2 separate regions of the Mus musculus genome follow, and region 1 is linked to region 2. A link is a contact called in ENCODE Hi-C data. All regions are on one chromosome and are shown on one strand. Each heading gives the region's core, a stretch centred on a gene start or an enhancer-like site at or near the end of the contact. The rest is flanking DNA. Distances are from core to core; before and after follow the strand shown.

Evidence for each region. Hi-C counts contacts between places; a loop is a spot of excess contacts on that map.
Region 1: a map of T-helper 17 cell shows a loop between it and region 2 (12396-fold over the local background). The contact joins the promoter of A930019D19Rik here to the enhancer-like site in region 2. A Hi-C loop is called at or near these places in 5 of 37 maps with a recorded cell type or tissue (T-helper 1 cell, T-helper 17 cell, T-helper 2 cell and 1 more).

The regions. Positions count from the first base shown.
Region 1 is chr2:146,253,421-146,260,843 of GRCm38, forward strand. A930019D19Rik (RIKEN cDNA A930019D19 gene) reads left to right here and starts at 5,866. Exons shown (of 4, transcript NR_040619.1): 1 at 5,866-5,973. Ralgapa2 (Ral GTPase activating protein, alpha subunit 2 (catalytic)) reads right to left here. Exons shown (of 41, transcript NM_001033348.3): 39 at 6,946-7,067.
Region 2 is chr2:22,742,493-22,749,947 of GRCm38, forward strand. No RefSeq gene overlaps it. Among named protein-coding and RNA genes, the nearest start is that of Apbb1ip, 28 kb to the right of the region's middle. Within about 2 kb of position 1,744, at least 1 of the 3 ENCODE cell types and tissues checked has a DNase peak (open chromatin) inside an H3K27ac peak, as active enhancers do.

The sequences.
Region 1 (7,423 bases), core at 4,616-7,115, about 120 Mb after region 2:
TTCTGTGGGGTTTTAAGAGCAAATTTACAGTTTTTTTTCCCCCTGGGTGTCACCCTGAATGTCCCTGGAAAGGATAGCACAAAACATTCCGTCTATCCAACTGCATACTCTAATGCCAGCACAAGAGCTTCATTTGGCTTTGCTTTAGTTTGCTCTTTGCTAAGTGGAAATCCGAGCAAAATCATTGAGTCTTCCAGGAAGCCCCAGCTGCTAAGGCTGCACATGGACCACCTGCAAGGACAGATTGACATGAAGGCCACAACTGCCATTGACAAAGAATGTGAGCCTGGGCTGTCCCAAACCCTGGGCTTGTCTCAGAAAAACTGTAAAGGTTATTTTGAATAAGCTTTAATTGAGGTTCATTTCCAAAACTCTGTCTGAGAAAGATTCTTGGTACCTGCTTGCCATCCCTTGGTAACTGCTTCAGTGTCCCCTGAGCCATAATTAGCAGTTAGGCGGGAAAGATATGCCACCTGCACATAACATCCTGGAAGGAAGCGGGATTGAATGGCTACAATATCTCATAAGAAGCAGATGCTCTGAGGTGCTTCCACAGACACACATTCTAAACAACTCTAATATGCCAGCTCCCTTTCCATCCTCAGAAGCTATGGACTCAAGTCCCAGCACTGGTCAGGGTCTGGACGGCCCATGAGGCTCTTCCCCAATCTACTCAGTCTATCCTGGTCTTGCGGAAGGGCTTTTTAGTTCTCAGGCATCCTAGGTTTTTGGCAGTGTTGCAAAGGTAAAAGCTGAACGATCAGTGGATGGTGAAGGACACAGGAGCTCCTGTTCCCAAGCTCCAGGATCACAAGACAGATGGCACAGCCGACCTCAGGAGAGTCTAAGTCATGGCCAGCAGGCTTACTTTCACTTGTAGTCACATTTTGCTGTGAAGTATCTAGGACTTTTTTTTTTCTTTTAAGACACAAAGCATTCATGTATATCTTTTTTTCTCTCTTAAGACTCATTACCACAAAAGTAGAGACTCAGGTCTTCTCAAGGGTTCCAGAACTTTGTGTGTATCCTTAGGTACCCTTTAGAGGTCTGCTCAGTGGCAGCAGCCTAAGGAAGGCAGAGCTGTCTCAGAGATGTCACATCTGACAGGCTGCAGTATCACTTTCTAGCTGACCAAATGGAAAAATATGTCTCACCTCTGCCTGTCTCCCAGAGCAACAGGAGAGGAGTAACGGAGTGTTAAAAGGATACAGGTATGAATAAGCACAAAACTGTGGTGACAAAGAGGGCCATGGAGAGTTCTCTCTGAAACCCTGAACATCACTTACAAAAGCACCCAGAATCAAGTTTCAGTTACTCAGAGCTGCACTACCCAGCCTGGGGATTAACCTGGCTCCTGGCTCTCCCCCCCCCCCCCCCCCGTCTCCCCACACCAGGCTTTGACCATATTGCTTGTCACTGACCCACTTTTCCTAAGAGAAGGGAGAAGGCAGATGAAATGTAATTATAGGTGTTTGTTCTGCATCTTGCATCAGACCCAACACATCTGTGGTCTGGAGACACACCTGTACCACTTAAAGCAACAGCCTGACTTCTTTCTGTCCTGCTTTCCTATTTTTCTCCTATTGCATGTATTGTAAAAAGGAGATGGCAGGCATTGTTCTTTAAAGAATTTATAGCTCCCTTAGATAAACACATGCACTACAGAGTTACATGTTCTTTAAAAAAAAATAAGACAGAAGTGCAGATGTTCCTGCACTTGTAAGAGTCATATAAATCCATTGTAAGTTGATCACACTAAAATACAATGTTGTGCAAGCTGGGTCTAGGTGATAGAATTAAGAGTGGTTAAGAACTTTCTATCAATAGCTTCTTACCTTTCCAAGAATACATGTATAAGTTACAAGACAAAAACAAAAAGGGGCAGAATTGAACTGGCTGTGTGGAAAAGATCTAGGCTGGGGCCAGATGGCATTGTTGGGGTGGAGGTAGTTATCTATCTACAGAACACATGGCAACATATTGGCCAGGGATAGCCAAGTATGCTGAGGGTTTAAGTTGGGCTGGTTGTGAGCTCTTAAGTAGACAGTGACATAAGAGAACTTATGTTTACAGAAAACTTCTGGGTTCTCTACATGTAATTTTCAAATTTAATTCTGGGCTTTAATATCAACAACAAACCAGCCATATTGTTGATTTATAGGACCATCATCATAGCGTAGGCACTGGTTTGGCATGTCTATATGTGGGATGGAAGGTGAGGGATAGTTGTCAAGCTTGTCTGCAACCTGCAGTTGTTCATTCATGGTTTATGCTTTAGCTTAGTCAAAACTACTAAGAAGAGGCTAGACTTGCTATTCTATGAAGTCCCTTCTACCTCCACATTCTCTGATGTTCTTTGCTGGTTTCCCTAAGCTATGATAAAGCTAAATACATAAGAAGCATAAGTATAAGCTGTGCTATCAATCTAAGCCTTCTTAAGACCACTTTAACAGGGATGGAGGAAGGGAGAATGAGAAAGAGTGGATACCAACTGAGTGATATGCAGGGGATTACCCTTTCAACCTGCATGAAAAGCTTGTTGGGCCAAGGTTGGGCTTTACCTGTCTGTTTCTGGGGGCTAACTTGCTTATTAATTGCCCAGTAAAATATTCCTTCCAGGATCTGTATACAAAATCATAAGTCTGTAAGATGCTGGTATAGTGAGCACCCATGCATGGTGTAAGATGCTGGTATAGTGAGCACCCATGCATGGTGGCCTCAACAAGGGGAAGCTGGTGGAACTTCTTCATCCCTTGGGGAAAAGGCCAGTGAACTACAGAACTAGTGCAGCATCTATAACCTAGATTCCCTTTGGGATGTCCAAGGTATAGCAGGATGTCTGTGGCTTTGTGAATTCATTCATTGGACAAGGTTAGGATTTCTGGTACAGTGTCAAAAGCTATTGTAGTGAAAAGCAGGAAAGAATGACAAGTCTATTCTACGAGACAGATGACCACAATCCTCCTTTCCAAGACACCATCCAGGCACACATCTGAGAAAGAGGAAAGTGTGCAGCTTTGGGCAGTGGCAGCATCTTAAGACTGACCCAGACTAATCTGGTTTAAGCCTCAAATATGACCTATATTCAAGCAGCAGATAGGGGATCAAAGTCGGGGTGACACATTTTCTCCCACTTGCTCTGTTATCCTGGAGCCTTTCCACCTCGCCTGTCACAAAGGAAGGAGAAAGTACTGCTGACTCTGTATTGGAGAAATCAAGGGCTGTGTTTTTGAGACTAACAAATAAACAAAGACCTGTGCTCCCTCTGCTGGCCCTCCTCAGCAGTATTGAAGTGGGCAGTAGCCATAACCAGTGTTGGCATCTCAAACAAACACCAGCCAATCCAGGGACACTGAGAACAAATCTCCTTGAACTTGGTTTTATACATTCCTTGGGATAAAAACATTCTCACCAACTTCTGACCATGATAATTTTAAATGCTGAAAGTTAGATTTTACATGAGACAAACCTACTGTTCTCAATTGCCAAATTGACAGCTGTGACCATAACAGAAATTTTGGGATTCACTTATCAACAGACACAAATGGACTACTCCAAGTAAGGTCCAGACACAATCTTTAGAGCAGCTTCAGGGGGTGAAAAAAAAAAAAAACCAAACCAAAACCACCCAAAAACCCCAGCAATAAGGAAACCCCCATGCAAGTCCAAACAAGTTTCTTTCCCTCTTTTTGTTCAGTAAGAGCCGCTCCCAAAGGTAAAGATTTACACTATATCCCTTTGGATAATGTCAAACACCAGACTGGATTCTCCAGGTCATTAGCATGCAGAAGAATGACCTCATGGTGAACAGATGCACTTGGCTGTGAGCTGCAGTGATTACATCAGTCCCTCCCCAGCACTCGAGGGTGCCCATTCCAGTTAACCCTTTATAGTCCTCTCTGCTGCTCCCCTTCCGTGATAACATGAAAACACAAACTTAGCACTCTACTCCCATAGCTCTGTGGGTTAAGAATATACAAATATGCATGCATAAAACATATAAATGTTAATATCAGCTTCCTTTTCGATTATTTATTACTTGCCAATATGGGAAGGGATCAAATTGCAAACTGCAGGCAGGGCTAGGTAAAAAAGCTATCCAAATACCTTTCATACAGAGTATTATTAATTCTAACAATAGATGCAACAGATACCAAGGGCTGCTTTAAAATAGCATTTCTGGTTGGGAGATGAATTCTCCTTTTAAAGGAGTTGACAGAAGATGAACTCTTATATTTGAGTCCCATGTCCCTATTCAGAGCTCATGGTGTACCTTGGATAGAAGTACACTCACTCATTTGGGTGCTCTGGCTCCTAGGCCTCTGTGGTCAGGGAGTGTGGCAGGCACAGGCTTTTCCCATCAACAGAGTCTATGGTCAAGCTCAGCTGCACATCTCTCTACAGTGGGGCTGTGCTGCTCTCTGGCTGTGCTGTATTATACAGTGCAGTACCTTCCTTAAAGACTGTATCCTAGGGAAGCCTGTCATATGTATGTAAAGCGCTTGGGCGCCCACGTCCCTGCTTTGATGATGTAAATGGCCACAGACAGTTTGACTGGACCCTGTGTGTAAGAAGTTCAGGGTCCATTTTTCCAGGTGGTCTGGAAGAACAGACTTCACCTCAGTCTCTGAGTGTAAGTTGGCTGGGCTGGGCTCATCTGGTTTTGACTGTGTTTGTCCTAAGAAAATAAAAAAACCACTATGAATAAGTGAAAAGTCTTTTCCTCTGTGAAAATAGGGGTGAAGCTGCACATACACCAGGAAGAATACAGCTCTGAGAGGTGCCCCTGCACAGATGAGGCTGTGAACCCCATTCTCACTGCACTGCCCTCACACTGCAGTTCAAATAGATTGCATTTCTATCTCTTTCCTTATCACTGTGAAGGGCAAGCAGAAGTTGTGAACATGACGGGATGCGGTGCTGATGTTGATCTGAAGGATAAAATCCATTTGCTTTGGTGTTCTATATTTGGTTTCTTGCCCCATATATAAAAGTTCTAATGTCTGTCCTGACAAGCTGTTGGAATTTTTACTAAATAATTAAAGAAAAAAAAAACAGGACATTCTCTAAAACAAAACAAAACAAAAAACAAAAAAACAAAATCTACCCTTCTCCAAAGTGGTCACACAAATCAAAATGCTCCTACAGTCCTAAGAACTGAATTGGTTGAACTTTATTTATACAGAGGCTAAAATATACATAGAAAATAACAGCCATCATTATTTCAATAACATTGATCATCATCAACTTTAAAAATAAAAAGTTAGGAAATATAAACATTTATCATTTCATTTTTTTCTTTTATTTTTAAGAAATGAAATGTTTTCTTAGAAGTTAAAAAAAAAAAAAAACAACAAAAACAAAACCAAAAACAAAAAAAAACAAAAAAAAAAAAAACCAAGAAACAAACCCAAAACCAAAGCCTCTGCTGAGAAACGCCGAGTCCCAGCGTCTCCAAAGGATGGGAAGAGACTGAATGGAGCTGGAAAGCATTAGCTTGCTGTGGATTCCTCCTGTTCTTTCACTGAAAAATTAGACACAATTTTAAACCGCTAGCCAGACTGGGTATGAAATCTTCATTTCCCTTGAAACAGATTTTTTTCTTGTCTTAGATAGAATGCTGGCAGAGCGTATAAAAGAATTCAATTCACAGCTGTTCTACTTTTTTTAATGTAAGAAACATTAATCAAAGCTTTAAGTTATAAGCTTTTCTCATGTTGCTCAGTATCCCAGTTCAACAAAGATCAATAGAGGCCATCCCTGTGTTTCTCTCGCCTCACCAGGAAGCAGAGGCGTGATTATGTAAATGGAGCTCTGCACCTCTGCCAGCTTGCTTATCTCCCAAGCCTTCTGCCTGCTGCTCCTGGCTTCCCAAGCAAGTGCCTGCCTCTCTCTCTTATCTCCCAACAAAGCTCCAAGAGGCACGGCCTGAAGCCAGCGATGTTAAACAATGACGCATGGCTGATTTTATTTGTAAGTGATTTATTTCACTGAATTTAATTTTTTTCACTTTGTGTGTAAGATATTTGTTAACAAGTCAGCACAGGAGAAGCAAGCCTGGTTCAGAAGCAATTAACACAGGCTAGAAATCTATTAAGCATCCTTATAGCTATGCTGAAACCAGGGAAGGTGAGGGAAGCCCCTCATTGAGATTTTCAACATGCTGTACACTAAATATTCCACTTACTGTCTGACAGGCAATTAATCTGTAACAGCACATGAAAATAATTTACCAGTAATAATTTTATTCTTTAAAAAAACCTGTAATAATCATACCAACAATTTAAGTGGCAGGACATACTTTTTTCAAATTGATAGTATTATATAGAAATAGTATGTATCTAAAAATAAGGGAATCCATGGAAAATTCCACTGACCTACTAAATGAAAGCCATTATAATTTACTTTCTAAAGGCTCCACACCAGGTGCTGCTGTGGTCAGTGGCTTGTCCACATGACACTGGTGTACGAGGCCCTCTGTAATGACAGGCCTGGGGACACTGTCCTTCCCTGTCTCTGGCAGTAATCCCTGACCCTGGTATCTCAGCAGCATAATCCCCATTTAGCATTAGAGCGACGGCTTCAACTGTGAGGAACTCTTTTCTGATAAGTATGCAGTGATTTGGGCATCGCTTTTAAACACCATATTCCCAGCTCAGCAAGAAACTCACACTCCTGAATGAACCGGAGCACATTATTGAGAAAAAGTTCATTAACCTTGCTAGATTCGAGGGTTAACAGGATAGCAGAAGAAAGGAACACAGCGAACAGCTCGGATACAAAACAAATTAAAATGAATGTCATCATTCCTTTTGAAATTCATTAGTTGATTCAGAGGGGGAACGTTCTTCTTAAATTTGCAAGCATTTATCTGTGAAAAACAGGTGTACATCTGCTACTCAATACGTCTTAAGCGGGAGGGAGGAGAATCATGTAGACACTCACCCGTTCCACTGACAGAGTAGCTGGGAGAGGGAGAAAAGACTTGAGCAGCGAAATCCTCAAATGTCATGACTTCCCGGTGGTTTTGAATTATTGCTTCCAGATACAGAGCTCGCTCTTCGTAGCTTCGGTAATTAGTTAAGGAGACAAACACACGTGCAATTTTGCATGCAGAGCAGTGGGTGATTTGTTTTAAATGCAGTTACTCAGCTTTCCCGTTCTAATGCTCATCACTTACCCTTGGAAACTCTTCAGCATTTTGCCAGAAAATTAAATATTTGTCACATATAATAGTGAGATGCTAGTTCTTAAAACCTAGGTTTCTTTCAGGTAACATCATATATAATATTACACACACACACACATATATAAATATAAAATGTTACAAAATTATAGCAAAGTGCTGATTATTATACCATCTCGAAGGCTGGCTCAAGCCAGGAGAGAGGTGGTCGAGTAGACCAACATTGGAATGGTATGG
Region 2 (7,455 bases), core at 494-2,993:
TAAGCCCACACTCACAGTGACACACCTATTCCAACAAGGCCACACCTCCAAATGGTGCCACTCCCTGGCCCAAGAATATACAAACCATCACACATGTCCAAGAGAGTGACAAAGTACTCATATACATAAAATAAATAAATATATCTTTAAAAACTAGACTAGGGAGCAACACTAAGCAGGCCTCCAAGGTAACCTGTGCATTTGCTTTATTTTCTTCTTAATGTGTTCTTTTGTTTGGATTCAATTTTGAATCAAGGTCACACAGGAAAGAAACACCCACCCTCTGAATTCATTTCCTTGCCCGCCTCCTAACACACACACTTGTTATCCTCCAGATGACAGGGATGTAACTCCAATTTCCATGCGGAGAATTGTAAGAAAGCTCTTCTGATCGAGAGAGTATCCTTGAAATGAAATGAGAATCACAACAAGTATTTGTTTGGAAATATGTGGGGAACTATGTATGTGGATTTACAGACAAGAAAACAAAACAAAACAAAACAAACAAACAGAAAAAAGAAAAGCAGAAACAAACAAAACAAAACCCATGTGACCACATAGAGATCCTAAGGCCGAGTTGTAACTGATTCCTGTTTTTAGTATTTATGGTTCTATTTGGTTGGGGTGGTGGTAGTGTCCTTCCTACACTCCCCTTGCATGAGTTAGAGGGTCTTCTTCTTCTTCTTCTTCTTCTTCTTCTTCTTCTTCTTCTTCTTCTTCTTCTTCTTCTTCTTCTTCTTCTTTCTCTTCTCCTCCTCCTCCTCTTCCTCCTTCTTCTTTATGGTCTACAGAGTGAGTTCCAGGACAACCAGAGCTACACAAGGCAAGGCAAGGCAAGACATATACATACATACATACATACATACATACATACATACATACATACATACATAATGTTTTTTAAAAAATTAGAGCCGGGCAGTGGTGTCACACACCTTCAATCTCAGCACTTGGGAGGCAGGGGCAGGCAGATTTCTGAGTTTAAGTTTGAGGCCAGACTGGTCTACAGAGTGAGTTCCAGGACAACCAGAGCTACACAGAGAAACCCTGTCTCAAAAAAACCCAAAAACCCCTGTCTCGAAAAAACAAAAACAAAAACAATAACAAACAAAAAATTAGAAATACAAAGCCAGATTCTGCCTTAGAAATCCTTGAGGTAGCAGAGCGGGGTTGGGTGAGAGTGAGTGAGTGAGTGAGTGAGTGAGTGGAGCCTTCCCTTTCTGATAGGGTGTGTTATCAACTCCATTACCATTTCCAAAGGGCTACATAGTGCTGGAGCAATGTGGACAGGAAAACAAGTAGTTCATAGAGAGAAAGACACAGATGTGCTGGTCCCTACCCCCACAAGGAGATGGCTGCGTGGGGGTGGGGAGTAGGGGGAGGTGTTGAGGGAGAATTTAGGTAGCTTAGACAAATAAATAACTGGAAACTTCATTTATTTATTTATTTATTTATTTATTTATTTATTTATTTATTTATTTAATTGAGTGTATGGTGGAAGAGTGAAAATGGGTCGGGAGGGAGGGAGGGAGGGAGGGAGGGAGGGAGGGAGGGAGGTCTTCCCAAGCTGGGATGACCCATGCCTTGGGAAGGAAGGCTGCCAGTCGTTCCAAACAAATGGATTAGTGTGTAGTCACTCCCAGTGCTTTATCCAAAAGACTTTGGTCTGGCCTCCCATTTTATTCTCAAAGGGCAGTCTGGGAACCCTGCACAGATACAAAAGGAAAACATGTCAGGTCCAGTCAAGTATGCACTGGGGACAGTCCGTCCCGCCACCAGGTCCCCTCCCCGTGAGAGGGAGAGAGGCGATGGGGGCGGGGGGGTGTGTGGGAGAGGGGTCTTGCCGTGGGAGGGGCGGCCCAGCCCCCCACCCCGTTGAAGTGTGGGGGGGGGGGGGCGAAGCGGGGCGACGGGTTTCTAGGGTATCTGGCTTCCTCTGCCCCCGGATTAGGCGAACGCTGCTGCGGCGGAGAGGGGCGGGGTGGTTCCGCGCCACAGCTGAAGCGGCCCCACCCCACCCCACCCGCGCCCCGCCAGCCACCTTCCACCCGGGCCTTCCCCAGGTGTCCAAAGCCAGAGCTGGTCTCGGGGAAGTGCGCCTGGCAACCGCAGGTTTCTTGCTGGCCCCATCCCCTGCCCCGCCCAAGACCCTCCCCCCTCTGGGGGTGGGGAGAGTGAGGCGGGGAAGCGGGGACAGCGGCTGCGGGATGCGGGGTGGGGGGATCGGCGGGAGGGTTGAGGGACCGGGAGGAACGGGGAGTGGGAAAGATCCGCTGGGACCACCGGCTCGCCGGGCGTGCCACCAGGTTGAATCCTCCGGAAGGACTGCGCAGACCCCACCGGTTTACCTCTTAAAGGTTTCACGCCCTCTTGAACTCTCTCTTCAAAGTTCTTTTCAACTTTCCCTTACGGTACTTGTTGAATATCGGTCTCCGGCCCGTATTTAGCCTTAGATGGAGTTTACCACCCGCTTTGGGCTGCATCGCCAAGCAACCCGATTCAAGAAAGACCCGGGCCAAAAAAAGGCCCGGCCTGGAGCAGCGTATGCTACATTTGCCTCACAGCGCTGTGCGCTGTGCGGTGGATTCCTGGTTAATTTCTTTTCCTCCCCTGGCTAATATGCTTAAATTCAGCCATATCTGATCAGAGGTCGAGGTCGAGGTCAGAAAGGACAAGAGGGCGTGAGGCCTCGGGAAGAAGAGTGGAGAGCTGAGCTGGGAGCGCCCCCCCCCCCCACACACACACACACACACAAGACCCACCAAAACAGGTCCGTGTTTGGCATTGCCCCAGGCACCTTCTACTTAGTAGGAAACCCTTGATAATTTCATTTACAACTCAATTTCATTTATAACTCAAGTACAACTCACTTTTGCTTACTCAATCACTTTTCTTCTTTCATGTATGCAAAAGACACTCAAATTATATGCAACAAATCAAAATAGGGAAATTCTCTTCTTCTCTTTTCTTTCTTCTTTCTCTTTCTTTCTTCCTTTCTTCCTTCCTTTCTTTCTTTCTTTCTTTCTTTCTTTCTTTCTTTCTTTCTTTTTCTAACCCCAGCCACATACTCTACCATTAAGTTATAGCTCTATCCAGACCTACAATGTTAATAGTCTTAATTTCTTGGATTCACTGTTTCATAATTTCCAAAGCCAGAGCTGATATTTGCAGATGTGAAGCAAGACAGTACCTGCTCTGAATAGCTGACTTCCATTCTGACCAATCAGTACCTATACACTAATGGCACTGAATATCCTTGTATTTCTATGGGCTTTTGCGGGGATGGAGGGACCTGTATGCAGGTCAGAGAACAACGTGCAGGAGTCAGTTCTCTCCTTCTACTGTGTGGGTTCCAGAAAGTTAACTCAGGTCATCAGGCTTGGTGAAGCATCCTTACCCACTGGGCCACCTCATCAGTCCTAATATTTTATCACATTTGTCTACGATGGCTTAAATTCTTTCTAAACTGCATTTAAACCCTCCCAAAAAAATAAAACAATGCGGTACAGTTTAAACATATTGAGGGACAGATGGTTGTGAAGTTGAAACCCCGCTCCTTTTAAACATCTGGTGTCACTTCAGTGAAAGTGAAGGTCATATTCACTCATTGCTTCCTAAATTTATCAGGCCACCTCCTATGTCAGGTTAACCTTGATATAAAAACTACTTAATCATTTCTCTACATATCTGAACATGATCATGTATACTCTAAGTGACTTACAGTGGCCCCGCTATAGGGCAACTCTGTCACACTTAGAAAACATATCATGAATGCTTGATACATATCAATCAGTAGAATGCTATCTCTTCTCTTCATGACTAGCATGGGATTTCCATTACTAAGGTCAGTAATGCACTAGTTTTGAAGAAGTAAATGAAGCTTTGGCTAATGTACTATTGGAGGCCCAGTCACCAATAGTAAATATGTAAAAGAAAAATTGTTGATAAGGCTTGAGCAGGCGAATATTACTAGCATCAATTCTGACTCAGCATATATCTACTTGGAAGCCAACAGCATGTCAGTGGGGTCTTTTCCCAATGAATAGTATTTTCTCCCAAAAAATATTTGTCAGGATTTGTTGAAAAAAATAAATCCCTGATTCTCCTGAGCAAAGACCTAGGGTAATTTAAAGGCTGCAATAGTTTGGATGGTGGAGTGTCCTTCAAGTGATATAGAATTGTGGTCTAAGCCTTTTTTTTTCCTCCAGTCATGAGTTACATCTTTTTGTTCTTTGGTTGTTGTTGGTTTTTTCTAATATGTCTTACTGCTTCAGCATAGGTTAGAAAAAGTGGGGTGAAACAGTGGGGCCCCCAAGATCAGAATGCACTTCTCTCATTATAAGTTTCTTACCTCCAGTATTTTTTTTACAGCATCAGAAAGCTGACTAACAAGAAGCTTCCCCCTAACATCTGATGCTATAAAAAAAAAAAAACCAATTGAACCCTCCCAGCAAATAGTAATGAGGAAGGAGAAAGTGATGACTATGTGAAGTCTAAGTTACCAGTAAAGAGAAGACACATAAGAGGAACTAAACATGGAAATGTTGAAATAGAAGAGGAAGTACAAAGGGGCTGAGAATATGCAGCTGTTTAAAAATATTTCTTCTAAAAATGCTCTGCACTGATGTGGGAAGGCAGCTAATAGTTTGGGATCATGAAACTAAGGACTAGAGGGACTTGGATAATTAACAGGGCAGTCAAAAAAAAAAATCTCTGAATGTCTTCTTTTAGCATTCTAGATAAGTATAGCTCAAAGCCATTGCAAGCAAGTTTTCCAGCATCCGCTTTCCATACAGCCAAGAATACAACTTAACTGCTCACATGTGCCACTGACATCAGTATCTATGACATCGTAGAGTCACTTTAGAGGCACTGGGCACTGTCTTTAAAATCACATTATTGTTGAATTCTTATGTTTAATTCTGAATCAGATCTTTATTCCAACCTATGATCAACTAATTGAAGTATACTATAATTAGTTATTTCATTCACCCTGTAGGTGCTATATACATGTGTATACACATTTATGAGTTAAAAGAACTCATAAATCAATAGAGAGAAACTTCAAGCTTCCTAAATTTAACACAAAGGGTACACCTGTCCCTTCAGAGGTCACACATCTTCCTGCAATTTCTTCTTCACTCAGTCCATTTCCACTGGGAAATTGACCACTTAATGTTGGTGTGTATCATTCCCTTGCTGTTAGTTATTAATGGTGTTGTGTCATATTCTTGTACACTGCATAGTTTCATTTTGCCCAGATCATCCCTTCATGGATTATAGCATGCATTTGTAGCATGTGAAATTTGCTTTGGAGGCTTGATATTATTTTTATGGAACTCACTCACATTGATATTTATGGTTGTAGCCCACTGACTTTCCTCGCTGTGAAGTATTCTGTTTAATGAATATACCAGCATGTATTTATCTTTTCTATTATGATGATGTTGAGGCTTTTTATCTCAATGAATATTCATTTGACATATTTTGGTGAATTTTAAAGAGGCATTTGTACTTTCAGGACATGGTGAATGGCACACCAACACAGAAAATAAGCCAGAGATAGCTGGAAAACAGCCCTTGTAAGGTGGGGGTGAGGATGGGGAAGGGGGTGGTGACAGCAGCCTCTAACTTCAGTAGCAAAGTGAAACAGGAAACTTTGCAAAGCAGAATAAGAGAGGAAGTCCTGAGAACTTCCCAGTTTACTCCACTCCAGAAAGATTAGTCTGTTGTGAGAGGGAAGGATCATGTAACTGGAAATGGCTGGAGCCACTGAAGACAGAGAGATTAAAAAACAAAACAAACAACTCTGCACTGCACTTTCAGTAACAGACATTTTAAGAAGCAGTGTGAGAGGGAGACGTGAGAGACAATGCAGTGCACTGACACAGAAAAGGGAAACACCATGTCCAGTTTTCTGAGGAACCGCCAGACTGATTTCCAGAGTGGTTGTACAAGCTTGCAATCCCATCAGCAATGGAGGAGTGTTCCTCTTTCTCCACGTCCTTGCCAGCATCTGCTGTCACCTGAATTTTTGATCCTAGCCATTCTGACTGGTGTGAGGTGGAATCTCAGGGTTGTTTTGATTTGCTTTACCCTGATGATTAAGGATGTTGAACATTTTTTCAAGTGCTTCTCAGCCCTTCAGTATTCCTCAGTTGAGAATTCTTTGTTTAGCTCTGTACCTCATTTTTTAATGGGGTTATTTGAATTTCTGGAGTTCAGCTTCTTGAGCTCTTTGTATATATTGGATATTAGTCCCCTATCAGATTTAGGATTAATAGAAATTCTTTCCCAATCTGTTGGTGGCCTTTTTGTCTTATTGACAGTATCTTTTGCCCTACAGAAGCATGCTCCACTATGTTCATAGCAGCCCTATTTATAATAGCCAGAAGCTGGAAAGAACCCAGATGTCCCACAACAGAGGAATGGATACAGAAAATGTGATACATTTACACAATGGAGTACTACTCAGCTATTAAAAACAATGAATTTATGAAATTCTTGGGCAAATGGATGTATCTGAAGGATATCATCCCAAGTGAGGTAACCCAATCACAAAAGAAGTCACTTGATATGCACTCACTGATAAGTGGATATTAGCCCAGAAACCTAGAATTCCCAAGATACAACTTCCAAAACACAAGAAAATCAAGAAGGAAGACCAACTCGTGGATACTTCATTCCTCCCTAGAATAGGGAATAAAATTTCCATGGAAGGAGTTGCAGAAACAAAGTTTAGAGCTAAGACAAAAGGATGGACCATCCAGAGACTGCCCCACCCCGGGGGTGGGGGAGTCCATCCCATAATCAGCCACCAAACCCAGACACTATTGCATATGCCAGCAAGATTTTGCTGAAAGGACCCTGATATGGCTGTCTCCTGTGAGGCTTTGCCAGTGCCTGGCAAATACAGAAGTGGATGCTCACAGTCATTTATAGGATGCAACACAGGGCCCCCAGTGGAGGAGCTAGAGAAAGTACCCAAGAGCTGAAGGGGTCTGCAACCCTATAGGTGGAACAACAATATGAACTAACCAGTACCCCCAGATCTCATTGTTCTAGCTGCATATGTAGCAGAAGATGGCCTAGTTGGCCATCACTGGGAAAAGAGGACCCTTGGTCTAGCAAACTTTATATGCCCCAGTACAGGGGAAAGGCAGAGCCAAGATGTGGGAGTGAGTGGGTAGGGGAGCAGGGCGGGGGGTGGGGCATAGGGGACTTTTAGGATAGTATTTGAAATGTAAATGAAGAAAATATCCAATAAGAAAAAAAAGGAAAGGAAAATAAACAACATCGTAAAAAAAAAAAAAAAAAAAAAAAAAAACCATGAAAATGATTTCTTCTCAGCACTTGAACAGGCAAATCAGCTGCTTGGTACCACAAAGGAAAAGAATAAGCACCATACACTCGGGAACCCAGAAAAGAATCATGGGATAGTGCCCTGAAACCTGG